Regions from separate parts of the Homo sapiens genome. Here regions 2 and 3 are each linked to region 1. Evidence: chromatin contacts called from ENCODE Hi-C or POLR2A ChIA-PET data. All regions are on one chromosome and are shown on one strand. Each heading gives the region's core, a stretch centred on a gene start or an enhancer-like site at or near the end of the contact. The rest is flanking DNA. Distances are from core to core; before and after follow the strand shown. Region 1 holds the start of ZSCAN23 (zinc finger and SCAN domain containing 23). Region 2 holds the start of ZKSCAN8 (zinc finger with KRAB and SCAN domains 8). Region 3 holds the start of ZSCAN16 (zinc finger and SCAN domain containing 16).

Region 1 (3,996 bases), core at 636-3,135:
ATTTATCTTGTACCATTACTTCTCTTCAGAACCTTTTTTAAATCCAAAAAGTAGAGAGGAATATAGAATTCTTTCACCAAGTTCTATTACCCTGAAATAAACAGTCTTAAATACTGGAATGTGTCCTTTTCTATGCATTTGCAATCGTATATACACATGTATACACATGTGCACACATAGAGTTGATATAAGCCCATATATTTTATTTACCTTAGACAAGCAGAAGGTAGTATGAGATAGCAGAGAACACAGGCAGATCTGGTTGTTAATTTTTTTTTTTTTTTTTTTGAGACAGAGTCTTGCTTTTGTTGCCCAGGCGGGAGTGCAGTGGTGCGATCTCGGCTCACTTGCAACCTCTGCCTCCCAGGTTCAAGCAATCCTCCTGCCTCAGCTTCCGGAGTAGCTGGGATTACAGGGACCCACCACCACTCCTGGCTCATTTTTGCATTTTTAGTAGGATGGAGTTTCACCATATGGGTCAGGCTGGTCTCGAACTCCCGACCTCACGTGATCTGCCCACCTCGGCCTCCCAAAGTGCTGGGATTACAGGCATGAACCATAGTGCCAGGCCATCTGTGAATTTTAACGCAGTGATCTTGGGCAAGTTAGTTGATTTTTCTAAGCCTCAAGCTCATATATGAAATGAGGTCAACAACTGCCTTGCCAACTTGTTGAGAATATTAAATGAGATAATGCATACAAAGTGTTTTTGCACAAAACCTGGCATATAAACATGCAAATTAATCTTTTAATAAGATAATGTACAATTTTGGTACAATGGTAGTTTAATTAATAGTTGCTACTTTCCCTTAGGGCCAAGACTGTAATCTTTTTCTATTGCTCAAAGAACAAGATGAGTGGGTGAAAACATGCACACAAACCAATAAAACGGCTGTTTCATCAGGTTTGCAGAAACACTGAAAGATATACGTCTTCAGATATATTCTCTCCAATCAAATCCTAACTAGAAGCCCAGGACTACTGAGGTACAAAAGAAGGACGGGATTCAAATGAGCGAAGTAACTTCCCGGGTTATAGCTGTAAAGCTAATATAGGAACAGAGTGGAGTTAGCATAGCAAAGGTTTTAAGAAAATGGAGTCTGGAGCCAAATTGCCTGTATTTGAATCCTGCCTACACCCCTTACTCGCTCTACGACCTTGGGCAAGTTACTAACTTCATTTTCTTCTTGTATGTTAATTTTAAAAAGGGGCGGGACAGAGAGGTGGGGTGTAGTCTACATAATAATAGTGTCTATCTCATAGAGTTATGAGAAGCAGATAATATTTGTAAAGTGCTTAGAACAGTGCTGGGCTGGCACATAGTAGATGCTATTTATTCTTTTAAAAAATTCGATAGCAGCAAGAGCCTTTATACTATGTGAGTTAGACTAAGAAAGGCTGTGGCATAGTTTAAAACTATCCCTGCTCATTCTTTAAAATAAGTCCACAGTAGAGAATAAGACATCGGAAAATACAAACATTTCTTCATATCCGAATCTATTTGAATCCTAAGATGCAGATACGGAGAGTTCAGAGTGCCATCAGTACAGGGCAGAGAGGTTGAAGAGCTCAGGAACAGACATAGGGTGGGGGAAAGGGGTAGGGGCAACGACGCTGACTTTTGGTTAACAAAGCCCTTCCAGGCTGCGGAGCAACCTCCTCTGCCCTTCACCTGCCCGGCCCATCTCTGGCCAAGAAGACCCTGCCGCCAAATCCCCACACCCAGTCCAGGTCGCAGTGCACAGACTGGCCCTTCCGAAGCCCCTCAGCGGTAGCCCGACTCCGAAGCTCACCGAGGCATCCGTGAGAGGAGATGCCACCTAGCGCAGATCACATCTGCTCTGAATCCTTGACAACCGCAGCCCAAAGAATGATAAACTACAAAGGCCGGAAATGCGTCACCGCGGCCCGCTCTCCGCGAAACAGCGGTTCCGGCTGTGTTCCTTCTAGGAAGGCCGGAGGTTTCCACACCTCTGTGGTCGTCACTCTGAATCCCGTCTGTAGTCTTAAGTGAGATACTAGGTGACACATTGTCTTCCACGCGGCAATATAATAACGGCCAACATAGTGTTTTAACACGTATTAATTCATTACCCCGCATAACAACCCTGTGAGTTAGGTACAATTATCTCCATTTAACAGGTGAGGAAACTGAAGCACATTTCTACATTTATTAGTTGCCATTTCCTGCAAAGAATACCCTTTCTTTTCCCTGCCGTCTCATTTTATCACGATGAACTCATGGATTCCTTTACAAATAATTACTGTTATTATTATGTTGATGCTCAAATTATTTAAAATTTGGTCAGTTGGAGCCCTTTCACACTGCTCCCTCTCTTTTCTTTTTTTGACAAAGTCTCCAGGCTGGAGTGCAGTGGATGCGATCTCAGCTCACTGCAACCTCCGCATTCCGGGTTCAAGTGATCCTCCTGTCTCGGCCTCCTGAGTATCTGGGATTACAAGAACACACCACTATGCCTTAGTGAGGCTGGTCTTGAACTCCTGTCCCTCAAGTGATCCGCTCCCTCGGCCTCCGAAAGGGCTGGGATTACAGAAGTGAGCCACCGCACCCGGCCACAAACAGGTTTCTATGTCCTTTGATAAGTTCCCAACAGTTTTTGTGCACTTCACTTTCTCACAAAAGATATTTCAGTCCCATTTTATACTATTCCTACCCTAAACCTAGAATCACCATTGCTTCATGAAGCTACAGTACATCAGTGAAAAATGGTATATAGAAACCAAGATCTGGATTTCGGGCAATGAATAACCTCATTGCTACTGTGTCTGGCATTGGTTCCTGCCAGTCTACTGTGTCCAGAATTGGCTCCTTCCAGTGGGTTCCTGCTCTGACTTCAAGAATGAAGCCGCGGATACTCACGGTGAGCATTACAGTTCTTAAAGATGGTGTGTCTGGACTTTGTTCCTTCTGCTGTTCAGATGCGTCCAGAGTTTCTTCCTTCCGGTGGGTTCGTGGTCTCACTTGACTTCAGGAGTGAGGTCGTAAACCTTTGCAGTGAGTGTTACAACTCCTAAGGGTGGCGTGCCTGCAGTTGCTTCTTCCTTCTGGTGGGTTCGTGGTCTCGCTGACTTAAGGACTGAAGCTGCAGACCATCGTAGTGAGCATTACAATGCTTAAAAGTAGTGCAGACCCAAAAACTGAAAAGTGGTAAGGTTTTATTGTGAAAAGGGAAAGAACAAAGATCCCACAGCACAAAAATCAATGCTAGCAGGTTGTCACTGCTGACTGGGGCGGGGGTGGTAGCCAGCTTTTATTCCCTTATTCAGCCCCGCCCACATCCTGCTGATTGGCCCATTTTACAGAGTGCTGATTGGTCCATCTTTACAGAGTGCCGCTTGGTGTGTTTACAAACCTTTAGCTAGACACAGAGTGCTGATTGGTGCATTTTTACAGAGTGCTGATTGGTGCATTTACAAATCTTCAGCTAGACACAGAGTGCTGATTGGTGCATTTACAAATCTTCAGCTAGACACAGTGCTGATTGGTGTGTTTACAATCCTTTAGCTAGACAGAAAAGTTCTCCATGTCCCCACCCTAACCGGAAGCCCAGCCAGCTTCACCTCTCACTACTAGGACATATTATTGCCTCTAGGCTCCTTCAGTGTACAAGAGCTAGAATATATGAATATGTTATATATATAATATATTATATATAATACGTATTATATATTATCCTATATATCATATATTATATATTATATATAATACATATTACATATTATCCTATATATTATATATTATATACGGAGGATTTTATATTATATATATGTGTATTATATATAACATATATAATATATTATATACTATATATTATGTACATAATATATATTATATACAGATATAAAATCCTCCATATACATATATAATATATATATGGAGGATTTTATAAGATACTTTCTGTTCAAAAACAACTCCACAGAATTCTTTTACATTTTTCACCGTTGCACATTTGTTTTTTTTCTTTTCACCCACAG
Region 2 (3,935 bases), core at 717-3,216, 300 kb before region 1:
TACATAGTATGTGCAGTCATAGTTGTGTGCACATTGAATTTGTACAACTACATATGTGCACAACTTCAGACTTAAAAAAAATTTATTTGTTTATTTATGTTGAGACAGGGTCTTGCTCTATTGCCCAGGCTGGAGTGCAATGGCAGGATCTCAGCTCACTGCAGCTTCTGCCTCCCAGGCTCATGCGATTCTCCCGCCTCAGCCTCTGGAGTAGCTGGGACTACAGGAGCCCACTACCATGCCTGGCTAATTTTTGTATTTTTTGCAGAGATGGGTTTTTGCCATGTTGGCCAGGCTGGTCTCAAACTCCTGAGCTCAGGTGATCCTCCCGCGGCTTCACAAAGTGCTGGGATTACAGGCATGAGCCACCGCGCTCAGCCAAAAAAGTTACTTTTAAAATGTGAAAAAAGAAACTGAAAGTAGAGTTCTAGTCTGTCACCAGTTACTTCCAGTTACCATCCCAGGTGGAAAGCAACAGCTGTGAAATAAAAAGCAAAAATAATTACTTTGAAGGAGTCCAGAAGCACTGTAGCTTCCCAGTGTTTACTATTATTTACTTGTTTTCATGTGATAATTAGATGACAAAACCCTTAAATCAAAACGACTTTGTCAGTACGCAAAATATTGGGGAGTTAGTAATTGGGAAGGGATAGAAATGTTGGTGGTGGCTACCAGCAGGAGCAGATAAAGAGGGAAATTAAGGTGAAAATTGGAGGAGCCCTGAGAACTCAATAATAGGTGGTTGGGAAAGGTGCTGAAGGAAATAAATACATGAGACTTAAACAACAAAAAATAACACTTGCCACAACCTCCACCCCTGAAATCCTATTAGTCTCAAAAGTTAAAAAGCTCTAATGCAACAGGTCTGTAAAGAATGAACACAGGGCCAGGGTGGTGTCTCATGCCTGTAATCCGAGGACTTTGGGAGACTGAGGCAGGAGGATCACTTGAGCCCAGGAGTTCAAGACCAGCCTGGGCAACATAGTGAGACCCCCGCCCCGCCCCGCCACCCCGTTTCTACAAATTTTCTTTTTTAAGCTGAGGGTGGTGCACACCTGTAGTCCCAGCTACTTGGGGGGCTAAGGTGGGAAGACTGCTTGAGCCCAGAAGGTTGAGTCTGCCGTGAGCTATGATCACACCACTACACTCTGCAATAGAGACCCTGTCTCAAAAAAAAAAAAAAAAGGCAAAAAAAGAAAAAAAGACTAACAAAGAAAGAATGAACATAGATTTGTTCCCCATATCTTGTGGTATTAAACCTAGGGTCTACTCTTCAAGCTTACATCATAGGTTTAGCATTAAAACAGCTAAGCAGCAAAGCAGATGCTGTAAGCGATAGAAATTCATTAAGATAGGAAAGAGTGGGAAATATGTAAAGATCCAAAAAGAATATATATTTAATTACGATTTTTTTGAATACTTAATAAAATATGCTATTCCTAAGTGCCATGCCATAGGGATTTCACAAAACTATGAACTGTGATTAGCAGGAATTCCTCATGAAGTTTGTACTCTATGTGAGAGGTCTGGATATGTTTATGAATCGAGAACAGTAAAGTACAGGGTATGTAACGGAGCCAAACGCGAATCCAGTTGGAATCCTAAGGATCCATGAAGTGCTCCCTCCTCCAACACTTTCCCAGCCTCCTATTCACAGCTCCAGCCTCCCCACGTCCGATATCTACCCCCAGGGGACCGTTACTATTGACAGCGAGCGCGCGGAGCTGCATGGGCACACAAGGCGGAGGGGACACCAAGGTCCGTTATTCCCCAGCACGTTCACTGCCCCAGCGACAGCGCAAGCCTGAGGCACGCAGACGCGGGAGGAACCCGAGGCACAGCACACAGCAGGTGAGGGGCGTGGTACTCCGGTACCCTCAGTCGGCCGACCATAGAGCTTGTAGACCTCCAGGACTCCTAGAGAGCTTCCGGAAGTGCCTTTGGGGCAAGATGCGTGCTGGCCGGTGTTGTGCCTCCGCAGATTTAGAAGTTAGTGGCCGGAGGGGCCTGGTCCGAGTACAGCTTTCATCGCCTTTACTCCCCGACCTTCCTTCGAGTCTGTTTATCCGTTGCAGCCTCCCTTCCCCACGACGGGGCGCCTCTGCAACTCACAGTGAGTACGGTCGGGCTCTGGGCCGGAGGAAAGTGGGTGCTTTGTGGCTGGTCCAGGCCGCAGCTGAGGACTGGCCTGAGGGGTCCGGAGAGGGGCCTGTGCGGTGTTCGGCGCCGCGGACCGATTCTGACGCCTTAGTTGCTGTTGCAGGCAGAGTACGTCCCCACGAATTGCCCTTGAACTTTTTGCGAGGGAACCTTTTATGAAGCTTTCTTCATAGATAATCGTGTTGTGGTATGTTTTTGTAGTCGATCTTGTTTATCTTAAAATGGGGAACGCCCCCCCCATGTTATTTTTTATCCAACTATTTCCAGAGTCTGAATTGTTTTCACTTAGCGCTCTTTTGCGTTTAGGTCACAACAAAATTCTCAGTTTTTAAAAAAGACATATTTTGCTTTTGGAAGCCCCGTTTATCCATGGAAACCAATTTTTGCTGTTACTCTTCTTTCTTTAGTGTATTCAGAAACTGGTGGTGTGTTGACTAGATAATTGTACGAAAGTTTTTTTTTTTTTTTAATTTCAGGGTAATTCAGAATTCAACATTATCAGAATGCCTATTTCATTTGTTAAAGCAAACTGAAGTTAGCCAACGAGGAACTCTGGGAGGGCCCCATTTCCAAAACTCTGGTTAGTCATGAGTAATTTTTGTCAGGCTACTTTGACTGCCACCACCACCTTTAAAAACATATTTCTGTTGTTTGTTAGTTCCGTTGAGTATATTTACGTAGCAATCATTGTTTTAGCAAATACATACATGTTTTGAATTTCTGTTGTTTAAATGTAAAATGTGATAGATGTTAATTAAAACTTTCAGCTAATGCAATTTGAGATAACAAAGCATAGTATTGGCTTCACCTACTTTTTCTTGGATTTTAAATCCTGGAAAATGTCTTTTTTGTTTTGTTTTCAGTTCCCAAACATTTCTCAAATTAGACATAGTCTGAAGGAAGAATACATTCCTTCCACAACTATTGAAAAAATAATACTGTTAAAATTGAGTTGTGCCTTCAGCATCTCACAGGATTACAGTATTTAAAATCCAGAGGAAGCTTTAAAGATTGCCTTTTAAACTCATGTAAACTTGACTAGGTGTTCTTTAAGGAGACTATGTAAAAATCAGTCTGTATCCACAAAGTGCTCACCAACTTAATACAGACATGTACGCACAAAACTGAGAGGAAGGTACATACTGGAGTAATTTTGCACTCAGTTATTTATAGGTTGTAATTCTCAAAAACCAGCTGATCAGAGAGGGAAGAGACTTAAAAAAATGGAAAATTAGCCACTAAATAGAATAATCAAGATGAGCAATGGGCAAGACCTGTTGGCTGATTTGGTATAAAAAATGAACAAACCTGATAATTAGCTGGTTTTCATCAGTGTTGTTATTGAGACTTTTTAATACCACATCAACAATATAAAGTTCTTGAATGCTGCGCACTTCACATTAAAATATTTTATAGCCTCCTGTACTGGTAAGTAGTGGGATTGCACCTGTGAATAGACTCTGCACTCAAGCCTGAGCAACATAGTGAGACCCTGTCCCTAAATAATAATAATAATATTTTATAGCCATTATGGATGAGGATTGCTCAGTAATAGATGGCCAGTTGTTCAGTAGTTAAAAATGAACCTTGGCTTTAAGGAAATTTATAAGAAAACATGGTAAGACTACCACTATATAACATCACATTCTAAACAGAATTTATGTCCCATGTATTGACCTTTAAGTTTTTAACATTAAACCATAAGTAGCTATTTTAAGAAAATTTAAGAGTTTGTTTTGATTTGAAAAATTAAATTATTTTAAAATTAGCTAAGA
Region 3 (4,117 bases), core at 368-2,867, 320 kb before region 1:
TAGCAGCCAAAATAATAATCTCAATACCCAAGTTTAATCATGTTACTTCTCTACTCAGAAATCTCAAATGAGCCATGCTGGGTAGCTCACACCTGTAGCTCCAGCTACTCAGGAGGCTGAGGCGAGAAGATCACTTGAGCCCAGGAGTTTCAGGCTGCAGTAAGCTATGATCGCACCACTCACTGCACTCCAGTCTGGGTGACAGAGTGAGACCCATCTCCTAAAACAAAGGAAAAGGAAAGAAAAGAGAAAAGAAAATAAACTGAGTAGCTTATCATTTTATCATTTTAGAGTAAAAATACCCTTGCACTCACCCAAGGCTCTCACTATCTCTCCACCCAACGCTCTTTTGCTCACTCAGCTCCAGAAAAACAAGCACCCTTCCTTTGCCCAAAATACTTAAAACACACTCCACTCCAGGCTTTTGCATTTGTTATCCCTCTCCCTGAAACATCTTTATCCCTGATGGCCCATTCCCTCAGCTCCCTCAATCTTTGCTCAAATGTCAATTTCCTAGTCAGGTCCTCCATGAATATCCTATTTAAATTGCATCACTTCATTCTCACCCCAAATTCCCTATTTCCTTTATTTTCTCCTTAGAACTGATATCCACTCTCTATACACTATGTATATTTTTTGGTTTATTGCCTGCCTCCCCAGCACACACACACACACACACACACATACACACACACACAAGATTATAAATTCCATGAAAGGAAGGGCATTGTTTTGCTCAAAATTAGTTCCAGCTTCCACAATAGTGCCTGGCATAGTAGATAAATCAATATTTGTGTAAGAAAGGAGAAGAGGGAGTAAAAAACTAAGAGCATTTTTCACCCATCAATTTGGCAAAGATCAAAATATTTTATAACACTGTGTTGACAAGTATAGGTAAATAAGAATACTGCTAGTAGATCCTATGATTGGTGATTTGGCATTAACAAAAGTACAAATTTCCCTATTCTATGCTGTAGTAATTCCCTTTCTAGACATACAGACTATGGATATATCCTTACACATGAAAAATGATGTGAGTTCACAGTAAGTTATTGCAGCAATGTTTGAAAAAGAAGAATTGGAAACAACCTCATGACCACCAATGGGGTACTTATTAACAAATTATAGAACATAATACACAGTTGAATACCGTGCAGTTGTTTAAAAAAGAGCAAGATCAAGGAAACACTTATGTACAGCCTTTACCAAGACCACCTGGTAAAAAGAAAAATAAGAAAGGTACAGAAGTGCTACTATTTGTGCAGAGGGGAAAAAGCGCGGACAATCTATAACGGTGTAATATATCTACGGAAGGATATACAAGTCACGAAAAATATTGTCAAACTAGACGCTGGGGGACATTTACTCTTTTTAATAAATGTATGTGAATGCATTACTTATCCATATTACTCAATAATTAAACCGAAAAACGTTTTAAAGAAGTACAAATAAGACTTGCTCGCAGATCCCGCAATCCCATCAATACGAGGCGTAAAAGCCGGGTCCTCCACTGGCTAGGGCCGAGGAGGCAAGCACTCAAGCTGCCACAGAGGCGAAGCTTCCTAGAGCGGCCCGGAAGTGCCCGGCTGAAGCGGCCGGGCGCCGATTGGTGTCTTTGAGTCTAGTCTTTGTTCGGGGCTGTCCAAAGGACGCTAGCTGTTGCACCTGTTCCTCCCTGCGCGTAAGGTGAGTGTCTCCCGGCTCCCAGGTGGAGAAAAGGGGACAAGACGCAGCTGTGGTCAGCAGCAACACCCTCCCCACACCTCCCTGTCGCGGGCAGAGTGTAACACTCCTGTCCCTCCCTCCGCCCCCCAACAGATCTACAGGAGAGGATTTGGCCCAGCCTTCCGGGAGAGGATGGGTGGAAGGGGGACACTGGTTGCGGGTTCCTCTGCAGAGGCATCTGTCTGATCCCCTTCCAGGGTTGGCACACATATCCTATAACCAGTGAATCCTGGGGGCACAAGCTGGCCCGTGCATCTCATGGTAACAGAATGAAGAGCCTTTTAACAAAGCCGTTAATAATACTTGGCGTTTATTTAGTGCTTACTAGTGCCCGCTGCCATGCCAGGGACGTTGCATACGTTCTCATGTAATCTGTATATCAACCCTGTAACACACATGAGAATTGTACCTGAGGATCTGTAGTTCTAGTCCAGATAAATAACTTCCTCTAAGTTACACAATAGAGCACAGATTCAAATCATATCCCTGCGTCACTGTTTTTTGTTTTGTTTTGTTTTGTTTTGTTTCAGCTTCCTATAAGACTGTTTTCTCTGATTGACTTCTGGTGGCTTGGCTTCATTATGATGTGTTTATGTTCACAGAAATTTTTGTAATTTCTCTATGGTAACAACTTTTTATGCCTTAGGAGTGTCTCTGAGGCAGGATTCTAAGAGATTCTCTTTGACTCAATCCCAGATAGAGGATAAATCTCCTGGCAAAGCCCAGAATGACCACAGCCCTGGAACCTGAGGACCAAAAAGGACTTCTGATAATTAAGGCAGAGGACCATTACTGGGGACAGGATTCCAGCTCACAAAAGTGCAGTCCTCACAGGAGGGAACTCTATAGACAACACTTCAGGAAGCTCTGCTATCAGGATGCACCTGGACCCCGTGAAGCTCTTACCCAGCTGTGGGAGCTCTGCCGTCAGTGGCTGAGGCCAGAATGCCACACCAAGGAGCAGATTTTAGACCTGCTGGTGCTAGAACAGTTCCTGAGCATTCTTCCTAAAGACCTGCAAGCATGGGTGCGTGCACACCATCCAGAGACTGGAGAGGAGGCAGTGACGGTACTGGAGGATCTGGAGAGAGAGCTTGATGAACCTGGAAAGCAGGTGTGAAGGGGCAGTCATCTGGCTGTGAGTGATCAGGGGATATGGATGGAGCCAAAGCAAAAGGCATATGAAAGAACATCTGAAAATATTTATCCTCTAAAGAACAAGGCATAGGAAGGGACCTGACTACCTATGTCAAATAATTAAAGTGTGGCTGGGTAAAGAGAGGAGAGTCACTAGACTGATTCTATGCCTGTTTGGAAGGCTAGGATCAGTGGGAAGTTACCAAAAGGCAATCAGGTATCAGAGGAAAAGAAATAATTTTCTGCCATTCATAGATACCCATAAATAAAATAGGCTACCCCATAAGAAACTCCCTTTCCATATAGGTATTCAAGCGGAGATTCAAGTAGATGTCAAGGATATTGCAGAATAGGACTGTCCAACAGAAATATAATGCAAGCTGTATATGTATTTAAATTTTCTAGTAGCCACATTAAAAAAAAAGGTGAAATATATATTTTATTTAGCCCACAATATTTAATCATGTAATCAATATTTTTAATGAGGTATTTTAGATATCTGTGCTTTAAATTTTCAAAATTTGGTATGTATCTTACATTTAGCTTATCTCATTTGTACTAGCCATATTTTAAGTACTCAGTAACCACATTTTGCTAGTGACTACCATATCGGATAGCATGGTTATAGAAGAAATGCTCCCATTTGCTGGAAGTTGGGCTAGATGATTTTTAAGCTACCTTCCAAATCCCAGTGCTCTGATCCTGGACTTCTGCAGATCAATGAAAGAAGAGACGTTGAATTTTACTCTCTAGTGTCCTGAATTGTAGAGATTAGCCTCTGTTCCTTCTCCTAGCCATTATTGCCATTTACAATGAAATGAGAATTTGTCCCCCCTTTCTATGTCCCTGGAAGATGTTTCATTTGATTGTTTTATCTGAAGTTACTTAAGTTTCCATAAAATTCACCTTACACACCTCATTTTCCCTAGGTCCCAGGCAATTCAGAAAGACGGGACATACTCATGGACAAGTTGGCCCCCTTGGGAAGGCCATATGAATCACTGACTGTCCAGCTCCATCCCAAAAAGACCCAGCTGGAGCAGGAAGCTGGGAAACCACAAAGGAATGGTAAGCAGGAACAGTTCTGAGTGTATGAGGGTAGAGGTACTTCCTTAGGTTAGAGGAAAACTTTCTCACTTTCATCTTCTCCTTTTAAAGATTTCCTGCTTGTCCTCCACCTCACTATGGACAATTTTATCCTCCTCTTACCCTTGCTCCATGATGGAGTTATATTTTAGTTTCTCACTAGACAAAA

Evidence for each region. Hi-C counts contacts between places; a loop is a spot of excess contacts on that map. ChIA-PET counts read pairs that join two places held with the same protein, here RNA polymerase II (POLR2A). Pooled maps may share reads with other maps.
Region 2: a map of naive thymus-derived CD4-positive, alpha-beta T cell shows a loop between it and region 1 (7-fold over the local background). The contact joins the promoter of ZKSCAN8 here to the promoter of ZSCAN23 in region 1. A Hi-C loop is called at or near these places in 2 of 168 maps with a recorded cell type or tissue (both naive thymus-derived CD4-positive, alpha-beta T cell), 8 of 37 single-sample maps with no recorded cell type and 17 of 50 pooled maps. POLR2A ChIA-PET finds 5 or more read pairs at or near these places in 2 of 52 experiments (PC-9 and WTC11).
Region 3: a map with no recorded cell type shows a loop between it and region 1 (8-fold over the local background). The contact joins the promoter of ZSCAN16 here to the promoter of ZSCAN23 in region 1. A Hi-C loop is called at or near these places in 10 of 37 single-sample maps with no recorded cell type and 16 of 50 pooled maps. POLR2A ChIA-PET finds 5 or more read pairs at or near these places in 3 of 52 experiments (BJ, H1 and WTC11).

Annotation. Positions count from the first base shown.
Region 1 is chr6:28,441,606-28,445,601 of GRCh38, forward strand. It overlaps ZSCAN23 (zinc finger and SCAN domain containing 23), which reads right to left and starts at 1,886. Exons shown (of 4, transcript NM_001012455.2): 1 at 1,794-1,886. RefSeq lists enhancers at 1,685-2,195, 1,769-1,818, 1,989-2,068.
Region 2 is chr6:28,139,917-28,143,851 of GRCh38, forward strand. ZKSCAN8 (zinc finger with KRAB and SCAN domains 8) reads left to right here and starts at 1,967. Exons shown (of 6, transcript NM_006298.4): 1 at 1,967-2,113. RefSeq lists enhancers at 1,979-2,098, 2,109-2,228.
Region 3 is chr6:28,122,992-28,127,108 of GRCh38, forward strand. It overlaps ZSCAN16 (zinc finger and SCAN domain containing 16), which reads left to right and starts at 1,618. Exons shown (of 4, transcript NM_025231.3): 1 at 1,618-1,686; 2 at 2,422-2,839; 3 at 3,792-3,930. The coding sequence starts at 2,453. It overlaps ZSCAN16-AS1 (ZSCAN16 antisense RNA 1), which reads right to left. Exons shown (of 2, transcript NR_103456.1): 2 at 1-220. RefSeq lists an enhancer at 1,262-1,763.